Linked DNA regions of Homo sapiens: region 2 is linked to region 1. The links are chromatin contacts, found by Hi-C in ENCODE. All regions are on one chromosome and are shown on one strand. Each heading gives the region's core, a stretch centred on a gene start or an enhancer-like site at or near the end of the contact. The rest is flanking DNA. Distances are from core to core; before and after follow the strand shown.

Evidence for each region. A loop is a pair of places that touch in the nucleus more often than their neighbours do. Pooled maps may share reads with other maps.
Region 2: a loop to region 1 is called in a pooled map, with 15 times the contacts of the local background. The contact joins the promoter of DNTTIP2 here to the promoter of BTBD8 in region 1. A Hi-C loop is called at or near these places in 4 of 50 pooled maps.

Annotation. Positions count from the first base shown.
Region 1 is chr1:92,076,988-92,083,577 of GRCh38, reverse strand. BTBD8 (BTB domain containing 8) reads right to left here and starts at 3,233. Exons shown (of 18, transcript NM_001376131.1): 1 at 2,858-3,233. The coding sequence starts at 3,006. RefSeq lists an enhancer at 1,293-1,960.
Region 2 is chr1:93,877,713-93,883,684 of GRCh38, reverse strand. DNTTIP2 (deoxynucleotidyltransferase terminal interacting protein 2) reads left to right here and starts at 4,479. Exons shown (of 7, transcript NM_014597.5): 1 at 4,479-4,608; 2 at 5,823-5,972. The coding sequence starts at 4,537. RefSeq lists enhancers at 3,657-4,472, 4,324-4,753.

The DNA of each region.
Region 1 (6,590 bases), core at 1,984-4,483:
TCACTTTGATTGCCTGCCATGCAATCTCCTTCCGAATAAAGCTACCAAATTTATTTATTACTTATATGTGGCCCTGGTTTGTACCACATGCCCCTACATCCTAATCACATCTGAATGGACAATGGGCTAAACCAAGGTTAGCCACTGGCCAATGCAGTAATCAAGCAGGAGAACTTGAGCAAAGATGTTCTATAATAAACATGAACCAACTGATGGCACTGAAGAGCATTCTTAAGCAAATCTATGGTAGAAAAAGAAATGGGTAAGGAGAGAAGAGGAGATGAAGGTACAAAGTTAACTGGAAGATCAGTTTACTGTAGAGGAGGCAGACTGCTTGGGTTCATATTCTGGTTATGTGACCCTGGGCAAGTCATTTGAAAGTCTCTGGAGCCAGATTGCCAAGGTTCTTATTCTGACTCCACCACTTTTTTTTTTTTTTTTTGAGACAGAGTCTTGTTCTGACGCCCAGACTGGAGGGCAGTGGCTTGATCTCAGCTCACTGCAATCTCCACCTCCCCGGTTCAAACAATTCTCCTGCCTCAGCCTCCCAAGTAGCTGGGACTATAGGTGCCACCATCATTTCTTTTTTAACATTCAGTTTCCTCTTGTGTTAAATGAGAATAACAAGACTTACCTCACAGGATTCATGAGAGAAGTAAGTAAAACATTTCATGTAAGCCCAGTGTATAGCAAATAGTAGGATGGCAATAAGTATTAGTGTTTTTTTTTTACCACTGCCCTGAATAACAGTCCATTTGTCAATGTGGTCTTATTGTATGACTGTTACCATATCCCAAACAACTTTCCAGTTCTACATTGGAGCTGGCTTTTTGACAGCTAAAACTGTCTCCCACTTTTCCTCACTTCTCTACATATCTTGTCACGTCAGGTAACCTAGGAGTGTCTCTGTTCCTTACTATTTGGCAGAGTCTAATACGACTTGCTTTCTCAAAATCAATCAAGCTCTTTCAAATTTCTGTGCTTCCATAAAAGTTATTCCCCTTGTTTAGATATCCTCTACCTCTCCCTTCCCAATCTTTACCTAATCAATTCTTAACCAATCCCTAAGAGCTCACTCAAATGTCACCCTATAAAGTCTTCCCAACTCACCCCACCACAACTATCACTTTTATTTAGCCATTTCCTCTCTCACTAGAGTGTAAGGACAAACAACAAAGCAATGTTTTATTAACGTTTATTACTTAAGACCTAGTACCGGGCTAGGTACGTGGTCAGTGCTAGATACTTCATTAGTATTTGTAGAATAAATAAATGACATTGCTATGCTTGGAGAAAATTAATTTAGTATAGCATTTAAGGTGGTTGGGTGAGCATTTTGTTTTGTTTTGTTTTAAAAAAAAACCTTGCTACATCTATTTTTCTTTGTTTATAATAAGAATTTGAGAGTTCTGAGTCCTACCCTCAGTTGTAACTAAGATAAGGATAAATTGTTCACTAGCAATACTTTAACCTCATTTTCTTCATATAAATTAGATGTGTTACCCTAGAAACGTTAACAACTTTAGTATTATTTTTTCCATCTTTTTCATCAGTCCCTCCCTGGTAGAGACAAAGTAGCTTCCCCAGTAGATAGTCCCAAATTAAAGGGATTTTTTTTTTACTTTGATAAATTCTGTTTATAGCTATCGGAGCCTTAAGTATGGGTGAGTTTTTGACAGAAAGCACTTCAAAATGTAGAATCCTGGCTGGGCGCAGTGGCTCACGCCTGTAATCCCAGCATTTTGGGAGGCCGAGGCGGGCGGATCACTTGTGGTCACGAGTTCGTGACTAGCCTGGCCAACATGATGAAATCCCGTCTCTACTAAAAATACAAAAATTAGCCGGGCGTGGTGGCGCGTGCCTGTAATCCCAGCTACTCGGGAGGTTGAGGCAGGAGAATGGCTTGAACCCGGGAGGTGGAGGTTGCAGTGAGCCGAGATCGCGCCACGGCGCTCCAGCCTGGGCGACAGAGCGAGACTCCGTCTCCAAAAAAAAAAAAGTAGAATGCTGCACAACTTTTAATTATTAGTAATTATGTTTACCTCAGTGGTTCTCATAGTCACCCTAGCCAGCAGCATTAGCATCACTTGGGGCCTTGTTAGAAATGGAAAATTTCAGTGATGCCCACCCAAGTTTAAGAATCAATGTCTTGCTGGAAATGTAAATTAGCTAGGTCATATTTCTAAGCTTCAATTTCTTTGTAAGCTGAAATTACTTTAGCTGGATTCCCAATAACCCGAGAAGGATATCCATGAGGCTTACAAAGGTTAAATGTCAGGAAGACCCTCCATTTGCTTTGGTCCTCACAGGAGCTGAGAGTTGCTGGGAGCTACAGAGAGCTCTAGGTGGAGAGAGGAATCCAGGTCGCAATCAGGAAGCATTTCTGGTAAATTGTTTAAAGAGACCTCAGAAGAGACCTCCAAGACTATAGTATTGTTCTTTCCTCATTTCAAATAATCGTTTTCCTAATTTTATTATTTTTCTTAAAATAGTATAAGCTTATTTTAAAAATTGTGTAAGTTTCAGGACCTGGATCCACCCGACCTTAGTGATTGGAAACAACTAAGCGTGCCTGTGTTGAGATATTTCTAGCAAACTAGTGCTGCACACGACTAAGCTTTTTTTGTTTTCCTTTTGAATCTGGTACATGGTGTCGAGGTGCTCGGGATTGTTTATTCAGGGCGAGCGAAGCCACTTTTCGGAATAGTGGGGAGACTGGCTAACGACCCGCAGTCGCCTGAGGCGAGGAGAACCAAGTGCTGAGGGAGGGGGAGGCAGAGCCGAAAGAAGCCTCAGCTTCGGGGCGGAGGTGGGCGATTTAGGAACTGAAGCAGCCAGAGTTCCCGCCTCCTCCTACCTGAGCAAATCCTGGCTGAGCTGCTCCGACACCGTCGCCTTCAGCCGGCGCCGCTCACACGGCCCCTTCCTTTGCAACCCCTTACTGCAAACTCCAGCGGACCCCAGAAGTACCATGGGGGCCGCACTGCCTTCCCCACAGCGAGCCATGTCTCACAGAGGTACGACGCCCTGGAGGCCCAGTACTTGGCCTCACTTGCCCCGCCCAGGAGGAAGAAGGGGGCGTTTCCGACCGAACGCTCGGCTCCTACCCAAATCCGCCCCCTAGGGTAAAAGGTTGACGCCTCTCGTCGGTTTGTAGACAGTCTCCCAGAGAAGCCGGACCGCGGTGGGGAGCCTCAGAATCCCAGAACCGAGCCGGCTCTTGACCCAGGAAGAGCGTGCGCAGGCGTACTCGCTCTGTTTACTTCTGCCGGCGGGCACCCCGCCTCCCATGGCTCAGGCGCGGACCATCCCGCGGGGCAAACCAATCCTCAGGCTCCTTATCCCCTCCCCTCTTCTTTCCCTTCCGGTTGGTGTTCATTCATTTCAATGTTTTACTGAGGCTCGAGTTCAAATCAGCACATGCAGCCTTTCTATGCTGTGTCTTCCTGACAGGTCTACACTTTTTTCCAACGAAAGACTGGGCGAGTCACACCCCCTCACTTACCTGGCTTCTTAACCCTGAGGTATAAATGTTTGGGGCAAGAAAAATTGGCGATGGGAGGAGTAGGGGAAGAACTTCATAAACTGCCAGTCAGAACAATTCTGAGTTCAATATAAGAGATACTTACAGCATCTAGAAGGCCCCATCCCCTTCTTATCCAAGGAGTGGCTCATACAAGCTTTTGGACTTGATCGGAGAAAGCACAGGGCTTTGCATATAAAGCCCTAACATTTATGACCAAGAAGGGAGAAATAGGTAAGGGGCAAAGTCTTTGAGCAGTGAAGTGATGGATGGATGAAATATAGAATTCTCTTTTGTCCCAAATAAAGTAGCAAACTGATTATCATTTAAGGTTTTGGTATTTTTTATTTGATTACTGCCTCCAAAATAAGGAAACTCAGTAGTTCCGCTTCGGGCCGGGCAAGTCCCATCTACTTGGGAAGCGAGGCGGAATGATGGCTTGAGCCCGGGAGGTCGAGGCTGCAGTGAGCCATGATTGCACCACTGCACTCCAGCCTGAACAGCACAGCAAGACCCTGTCTCAAAAAAAAAAAAAAAAAAAAAAATCTGTTTCATTCACAAACTCTACACACAAGGTGAAGAATAGTAATTGCTTGGAAAATACATTGGCCAGGTTGCGGTGGCTCACACCTGTAATCCCAGCACTTTGGGAAGCCAAGGCGGGAGGATCACTTGAGCCCAGGAATTAGAGACCAGCCTGGGCAACATAAGGAGACCCTGTCTCTACCAAACAAAAAAAAAAAAAAAGGAGGCGGGGAGGGGAATATATGGACTTTGTATTTGTACCATAAGATTGGCCAAGAGGTAACCATTTCTTCAGATAATGCCCCCTCTCAAATATTCAGACATCTTAATTCTGAAAAATATAACTGGATAATTGATTTTTTAAAATTAATTCCCAAATGCTTGGATGGATAATTGATTCTTAATTATTCCTGTAGAAACGAGGGGTGTCAAAGATAACATAATAGTAGCTTATATTTGAATCCTTATTATGTGATAAACGCTACTCTATTTGCTCTGTGTGTTTTAACTCAGTTAATCCTTACAACAACCATTTAGCTAGGTACTGTCTTCAGACCTATTTACAGATGAGGAAGCTGAGGCATACAAAGGATAGGTAAACTTGGCCAAGGTCACACAATGTCATATATCACACTATAATATATGGTGTGTTACACCATAATAATGGTGTATTATAACCCAGGCAGTATTTATATTTTGACTGGCAAATTTAGTCAATTTACATATACTTTTCGTAGGAATGTAAATTGGTGCAGCCATTATGGAAAACAGTATGGAGGTTCCTCAAAAAATTAAAAATAGGACTATGACATGACCCAGCAAACCCTCTTCAGGTATATACCCAAAGGAAATGAAATTAGCACCTCATAGAGATATCTGCACTTTCATGTTTGTTGCCCCATTATTCACAATAGCTAAGATATGGAAACAACCTAACTGTCCCTAGGATAGATTAACGGATAATGTTGTATATATACAATGGAATATTATTCATTCTTAAAAGAGAAGATCCTGCCATTTGTGACAACATGGATGAAGCTGGAGGACGTTAAGTAAAATTAGCCAGGCACAGAAAGACAAATACTGCCTGACGCCTGTAATTGCAGCACTTTAGGAGGCCGAGGTGGGCGGATCATGAGGTCAGGAGATCGAGACCATCCTGACTAACACGGTGAAACCCTGTCTCTCCTAAAAATACAAAAAAAATTAGCCAGGCATGGTGGTGGGCACCTGTAGTCCCAGCTACTCAGGAAGCTGAGGCAGGAGAATGGTGTGAACCTGGGAGGCGGAGCTTGCAGTGAGCGGAGATTGCCACTGCACTCCAGCCTGGGCGACAGAGCCAGACTCTGTCTCAAAAAAAAAAAAAAAGAAAAAAGACAAATACTGCATACTCTCATATGTAGGATCTTTTAAAAAGTACATAAACAGAAAGGTGGTTGGGGGAGATGTAGGTCAAAGGGTACAAAGTTGCATTTATGTAGGATGAGTAAGTATAGAGATCTAATGTACAGCATGAGAACTATAGGTAATAATATTTGTTGTATACTAGAAATTTGCTAAGCGAGTAGATTTTAGGTGATCATACCACAAAAAAAGTAACTATGTGTGGTGAGAGGGAAAACAGTAACTGTGTGATGATGATATGTGCTTGACTATATCATTTTACTATGTATGTCAAAACATCATGTTGTATACCTTAAATATCCACATGTTAAAAAAAAAAAAATCAAAAAACCACCCAGGTAGTCTAGCACCAGACTCCCTTCAAAGCCCTGCCAGATTTCTACCAGGCCTCTTTATCACCTGATAAAGTAACAACTAGGCTACTCTCTGGTTGGAAATGGGTGACAGAATGATTCCTGGTTCATGTTTTATCTTAAAACAACTTAAGTTAGGCCGGGTTTGGTGGCTCATGCCTGTAATCCCAGCACATTTGAAGGCCGAGTCGGGCAGATCACCTGAGGTCAGGAGTTCGAGACCAGCCTGGCCAACATGGCGAAACCCCGGTTCTACTAAAAATACCAAAATTAGCCAGGTGTGGTGGTGCATGCCTGTGGTCCCAGCTACTTGGGAGGCTGGGGCAGAGAATCACTTAACTATATCATTTCACTGCAGAGGTTGCAATGAGCCGAGATCGTGCTACTGCATTTCAGCCTGGGTGACAGAGCAAGACTCCGTCTCAAGAAATATATATATAAAAATAAAAAAACTTAAGGTAGCTTAGGCGGCTATGTGAAATGATTAAAGAATGAGTAAATACTCCCTTAAAAAACAAAACATGGCTGGGCATGGTAGCTCATGCCTGTAATTCCAACACTGGGAGGTTGAGGTGGGAGGATTGCTTGAAGCCAGGAGTTCGAGGCTGCAGTAAGTTATGATCACATCGCAGCACTGCACTACTTAGCCTGGGCAATAGAACAAGACTGTCTCTAAAAAAAAAAAAACAAAAAAACTTGTCATTGATGCTTCACATTCTACCATTAGATAATTTAACTTAAAGCATTATTTTTATTTTAATTCATCTCTATAGTCATTTATCCCT
Region 2 (5,972 bases), core at 3,230-5,729, 1.8 Mb before region 1:
AACTTTTATTTTTGTAGAGACAGGATCTCGCTATGTTGCCCAGGCTGGTCTTGAACTCTTGGACTCAAGTGATCCTCTCACCACAGCCTCCCAAAGTGCTGGGATTACAGGCATGAGACACAGTACCTAGCCTCCTTAGTAATTCTTTACCAAAGGTCTTTAGTGACAGTAAATTTTCTAGATCCCATTTGTCTGAAATGTCTTTATTTTGCACTCAACCTTTGTTTTTTGTTTTTGTTTTTGTTTTTTATAGAGATCAGTTTTCATTATGTTGCCCAGATTGGAGTGCAGTGGTTATTCACAGGTGTGATCATCGCATACTACTGCCTAGAACTCCTGAACTAAACAATCCTCCTGCTCCAGCCTCCCAAGTTGCTGAGACTACAGGCACATGCCACCACACCCAGCTTAGTTTGCACTCAATCTTAAATGATCATTTGACATTACAGAATTCTAAAAGCCCCCAAATACAATATTGAAAACCAGATACAACCCAAATGTCTATCAACAGCTGAATGGATAAATCCATTGTTATATAGTCATACAATGAAATACTCAGCAATAAAAAAGAATCAACTACTGGTATACACAATAACATGGATGAATTACAGAAACACTATGCTGAGTGAAAGAAGCTAGACATGAGTACATACTGTATTATTTCTTTTTTCTTTTTTTTTTTTTTAAGACGTGGTCTCGCTCTGTCACCCAGGCTGGAGTGCAGTGGCATGATCATGGCTCACTGCAGCCTCAACCTCCCAGGCTCAAGTGATCCTCCCACCTCAGCCTCCCAAGTAGCTGGGACTACTGGCGCATGCCACCATGCCTGGCTAATTTTTATATATTTTGTAGAGATGGGGTTTTGTTATGTTGCCCAGGCTGGTCTCAAACTCCTGGGCTCAAGTGATCCTGCCTCCTCAACCTCCCAAAGTGCTGGGATTACAGGTATGAGCCTCTGTACCTGGCCTGTATTATTTATTTTACTTGAAATTTTAGGAGAGATGAAGTTAATCTATAACTACTGGTTATCTATTGTTGTATCTGGATGACTTTGAGGCATCCAGATGCAGCAATGGATAAGTCAAGACTGCAGTCTCACCTGAAGGCTGGACTGAGGGTCTGTTTCCAAGCTCACTCGTGTAGTTGTTGGCAGGACTCAGTGCCTCACACGTTGTCAGACTGAGTTCCTTAATTCTTCACTGGGTGTAGGCCAGAGGCCTCCTTCACTCAGTTCCTTGCCACAGTGTTCTCTTCAAAGGACAGCTTATAACGTACAGCTAGGTTCCTACAGAGTGAATGATTGAGAGAGAGCAAGATAGAAGCCAGCCTTTTGTTAACCTAATCCTGAAAGTGACATCCATCATTTTTGTCATACTCGTTTCATTAGAACTCACTAAGTCCAGCCCACATTCAAAGGTTTGAAGACCAGAAAATGGGATCACTGGACATCTTACAGGTCAAACTTAATTTTAATAGTAATGTTTTACATGTAACAATGCAGAATGACCATGAATAGTATGCATTTTTAGAAGGCTCATGCACTAAAACTCTCATCTTTTGGTTAATGCCTAAAATTCCAGGGAGCTTTGACCTTTCAGTTTAAGGATTTAATTAGTAAAATATAGATTATTTAAGGTAAATTTCCTTTTGGGCCTGAGTAATAGTACTGGTTACCGTTAAAAAATGTGGGGGTTGGGGCATTGACCCCCCTGCACAGTTGAAAATCCACAGATAACTTTTGACTACCCCAAAACTTAACTACTAATAGCCTACTATTGACCAGAAGCCTTGCAGATAACTAGTTGATTAATACATATTTTATATGTTGTATATATTATATATTGCATTCTTACAATAAACGAGAAAAGAAAATTTTAAGAGAATCATAAGGAAGAGAAGTGGAAGTGGATCATCATAAAGGTCTTCATCCTTGTCTTCATGTTAAGTAAGCTGAGGAGGAAGAGGAGGGGTTGGTCTTTCTGTCCAGGGGTGGTGGAGGCAGAAGAAAATCACTGCATAAGTGAAACTTCCCAGTTCAAACCCGTGTTGTTCAAGGGTCAACTGTATTGTATATACTATATATACCTAAAATTAAATATACTGTATTTGCCCTAAATCCACTTCAGATAAAGAAGATAGGCAAAGAATATGGCAAACCTGGTAAGCCCACGTAAAAACACTTCTTTTTTTTTTGGCCTATGGTAGATTTGTTGATAGACCAGCTCAATCTTCTCATATTATAACTATGTACTGACAATTTTAGTATCTTACGTTTGTTTCTTGACCTTAGATTGTATATGAGTTGGTTTTCTCCTTTTTTTTTTTCTTTACTTGAAAGGGCCATGCTTGCAAGTGAGTATTAGACATTGCATGATTTTCTAATATTCTCTCCAGTTTTCTACACCTACCTCTGTCATCTTAATTTCTATTTTCATGCATTTGCTCAAATTAAAGATGTGGAGATTAAATGAATGAATACATGTAAAGCACGTAGATTAGTATCCAGCAGATATTAAGTGGCCAATACTATTATGATTGATGCTGTTGTTCTTTGATGCTTTGATCTCCACAACCTACATCCAATTGGTTCACTTTCCTTCTACACGATTTGTCTCCTCCTCAAATCTAACCTTTCTCTTCTGTTCATCTTCTTACATAGTCTCACTGCTACTTGGCCCTACTAAAATTTATTTTTGCTTCTTACCACATTTGCCACAAATGTTGATATAAACCATTTCCATTCTTCTGAGATGTATCACCTACTTACAGAGGTTATTATCTACCCAAAATCTTCTCTTCTTCACTCCACTTGAACATACTTGCATTCACATTCTCCTCTCTGTTTCAGATATCAACTCTTTCCTCCTGGCTCAAAGGAAGGTGCATTCTTTTCTGACTACACCCACATCTCTGTTTATTATCCAGTTCAGTTAGCATTAGGCTCGGCTGCAAATAGAAAAATCCTTAATTAACAGTGGCTTTTAACAAGGTGTTTCCATCAGGTGAAAAATCTAGAAGGCGGCTCTTGAGGGCTCATAGGGCAGCTCCACAAGTTGATTTTTCCATCTCACTGCTATGCCATCTCTAAAGCATGCCTTCATCCTTATGGCACAAACTTGCCGCCTGAAAACCAGCGAACCCAACTTTCCAGGAAGTAAAATGCACTTTAAAAGATCAGGAGGGCTGGGCGAGGTCGTTTAGGCCTATAATCCCAGCACTGTAATCCCAGCACTTTGAGAGGCCGAGGCGGGTGAATCACCTGAAGGCAGGAGTTCAAGACCAGCCTGCCCAACATGGTGAAACCCCGTCTCTACTAAAAATACAAAAAAAAAATTAGCCAGGAATGGTGGCGGGCGCCTGTAATCTCAGCTACTCAGGAGGCTGAAGCAGGAGAATCGCTTGAACCCGGGAGGCGGAGGTTGCAGTGACCCAAGATTGCGCCATTGCACTCCACCCTGGGCGACAGAGCAAGACTCCGTCTCCAAAAAAAAAAGTCAGGGACGGCCTCCTCTCTTTTAGATGCCGTCCCTAAAGACATGCACACAATTTATACCTAATTGGCTAAAACGTAGTCACATAGCCACATTTGGCTGCAAGAGAGACTATAAAATAAGCTATTTTAAGCTGGGAAGCAGTGTGTCCATCGACACAGTGTTCTGTGACTTTAAATAAAAAATTGGTTTTCTGTCATGAAGTAGAGACTAGGTTTGGTGAGGCACTCATTCATCCTTTCTCACCTCCAACAATAATTTGCGTTTACTTATTTTTTCAACCCCTTCCCATCCCCTCAAACATAGTTCTCTACCTTTTATCTCAAAAGATAACCAAAGAAACCTCTTGATTCTGGTCATACTCTTCCTTTCACTGTGACAATAACAACAACAACAACAACAACAAAACCTTATTCTTCTCCTTTACAATTTCTTTAACGTTTTTTTCTTTTCTGCTATTCCCAATCCCTAAACACCATCTCACGTTTAGATTATACAGCTTTCCACTTCGTCTCCCAGTTCCTGCGAGCACCTTATATCCCTTTTACCCCAACCAAGTCCTTAAATTTTATTTATAGTTAGCGTCACAATACACGAGTAAATATTGTCTTTCTTTAAAAAGCACAAATATCTCAAACTTCTCCCTTGGACATACCAATGGCTACATTAAGCTCTTTAGAACGTAGAAATGAAAGAACGCCTCCCGGGTTCAAACGATTCTACTAAACAAATGAAAGAACGAATGGCATGTAAGTGCGTTTTTACAATTCATGTGAACGGGTACGCTAAGACCCTCTGTCACTGCGGGCTTCGCCGCCCCGATGAAGGTCTTTCCCAGCAAAAATCTGGCTTGCCTTCTACAGCTCTGAAATGCACACTTAAACCCAGGCCCTTTGTCTCTGACCGCCCTGGCCTGAACTGGCTGGGCGGAGATTCTCGCGAATTCTCGGATCTGCGCGGAAAACGCGCTCGAGGCAGTTCTCTGACGCATTTCCGGAGCGCCAGGGAAGAGGGAAGTCGTGGTGGTCGCGAGGGAGCCGGAAAGATGGTGGTTACCAGATCTGCACGGGCTAAGGCCAGCATCCAAGCCGCGTCGGCTGAAAGTTCCGGGCAAAAGGTAGGAAATCCAGTCTTCCCTACTTCTCGCCGCTTCGCAGAGCCGCGCTCAGGCAGGCGGGGCGGCGCAAGGGTCCGGTTAAGGGTGAGGACCTGCCGACAGAGAGGACCCGAGCTTGCCGCGCGCTTGGGTCTCCCAGGCCCCGTGCTAAGCCTGTCACGGAAACTGTTTAGCCTTCACCACTGTCTCTTAAGGCAATTTTTAGTATGGAAGAGAGGTTAGATAACTTTATTTGGGTCGTTCAACTCCTTAATGCAGAAGCACAGTTCGAACTTTTAAACCTTACTGTTAACACGGTACCAAGGAGGGTTAATTTCGGCCACCATGCACAAGCCCCATTTAGGGGGGCTGGAAAAAAAGCTTCGTTTTCACGTGGGGAGGCTGGCAGCTGTCCAGCATCACCTCCTTAAGGCGTGAGGAGGGCTGTGGTGTCGTCGCCTGGTGACTCTTAGTGGCGTTAGTCGGCTGTCTCATTCTGACTCAGCGATGCAGGGAACGGAGCGGCGGCGATTTTTTCCTGTACGTAAAGGTAAGGGCGGCGACTGATTCCATCAGTGTGTTCCTAAACACATCGGTGTTCAGAGTTAATATTCCCTTTCTCCCCTCTTCTATAGGTGGGTCAGAATGTTGGTCTACCCATTATATTTGACTTTAAACAGAAAAATTTTAATCGTTCTGCTTCTGAAGTTACATCTAGGAAGGATGAGGCTAGTGAAGTAAATGCAGGGTTGGCTCCAGTGTTTAAATTTTGATTTTTTTGTTTGTTTGTTTTTGATTCGGAGTCTTGCTCTGTCGCCCAGGCTAGAGTGCAGTGGCGCAGCCTCGGCTCACTGCAACTTCTGCCTCCCGGATTCCAACAATTCTTCTGCCTCAGGCTCCTGAGTAGTTGGGATTACAGGTGCGCACCAACACGCCCCGCTAATTTTTTTACTTTGAGTAGAGATGGGGTTTCACTATGTTGGCCAAGCTGTCTCGAACTCCTGACCTCGTGATCCACCTGCCTCGGCCTCCCAGAGTGCTGGGATTACAGCCGTAAGCCACCGCGCCCGGCCAAATTTTGATTTTTTAAAAATCATGAGTTGGGCAGGTTTTTTTGTTTTTTGTTTTAAAGGTAATCTTGTTTACTGGGTTTTAGCTTTTGGGGTCAGTATTTCATTTGCTTTGCCCTTGTTCCAGCCCTACCTAAATTACAGTGTGTTTTCTCTGGTTTGCAGAGTTTTGCTGCTAATGGGATTCAAGCGCATCCAGAAAGTAGTACTGGATCTGATGCCCGAACTACTGCTGAATCACAGACCACTGGGAAGCAAAGTTTAATCCCTAGAACTCCTAAAGCTAGAAAGAGGAAGAGCAGAACTACAGGCTCA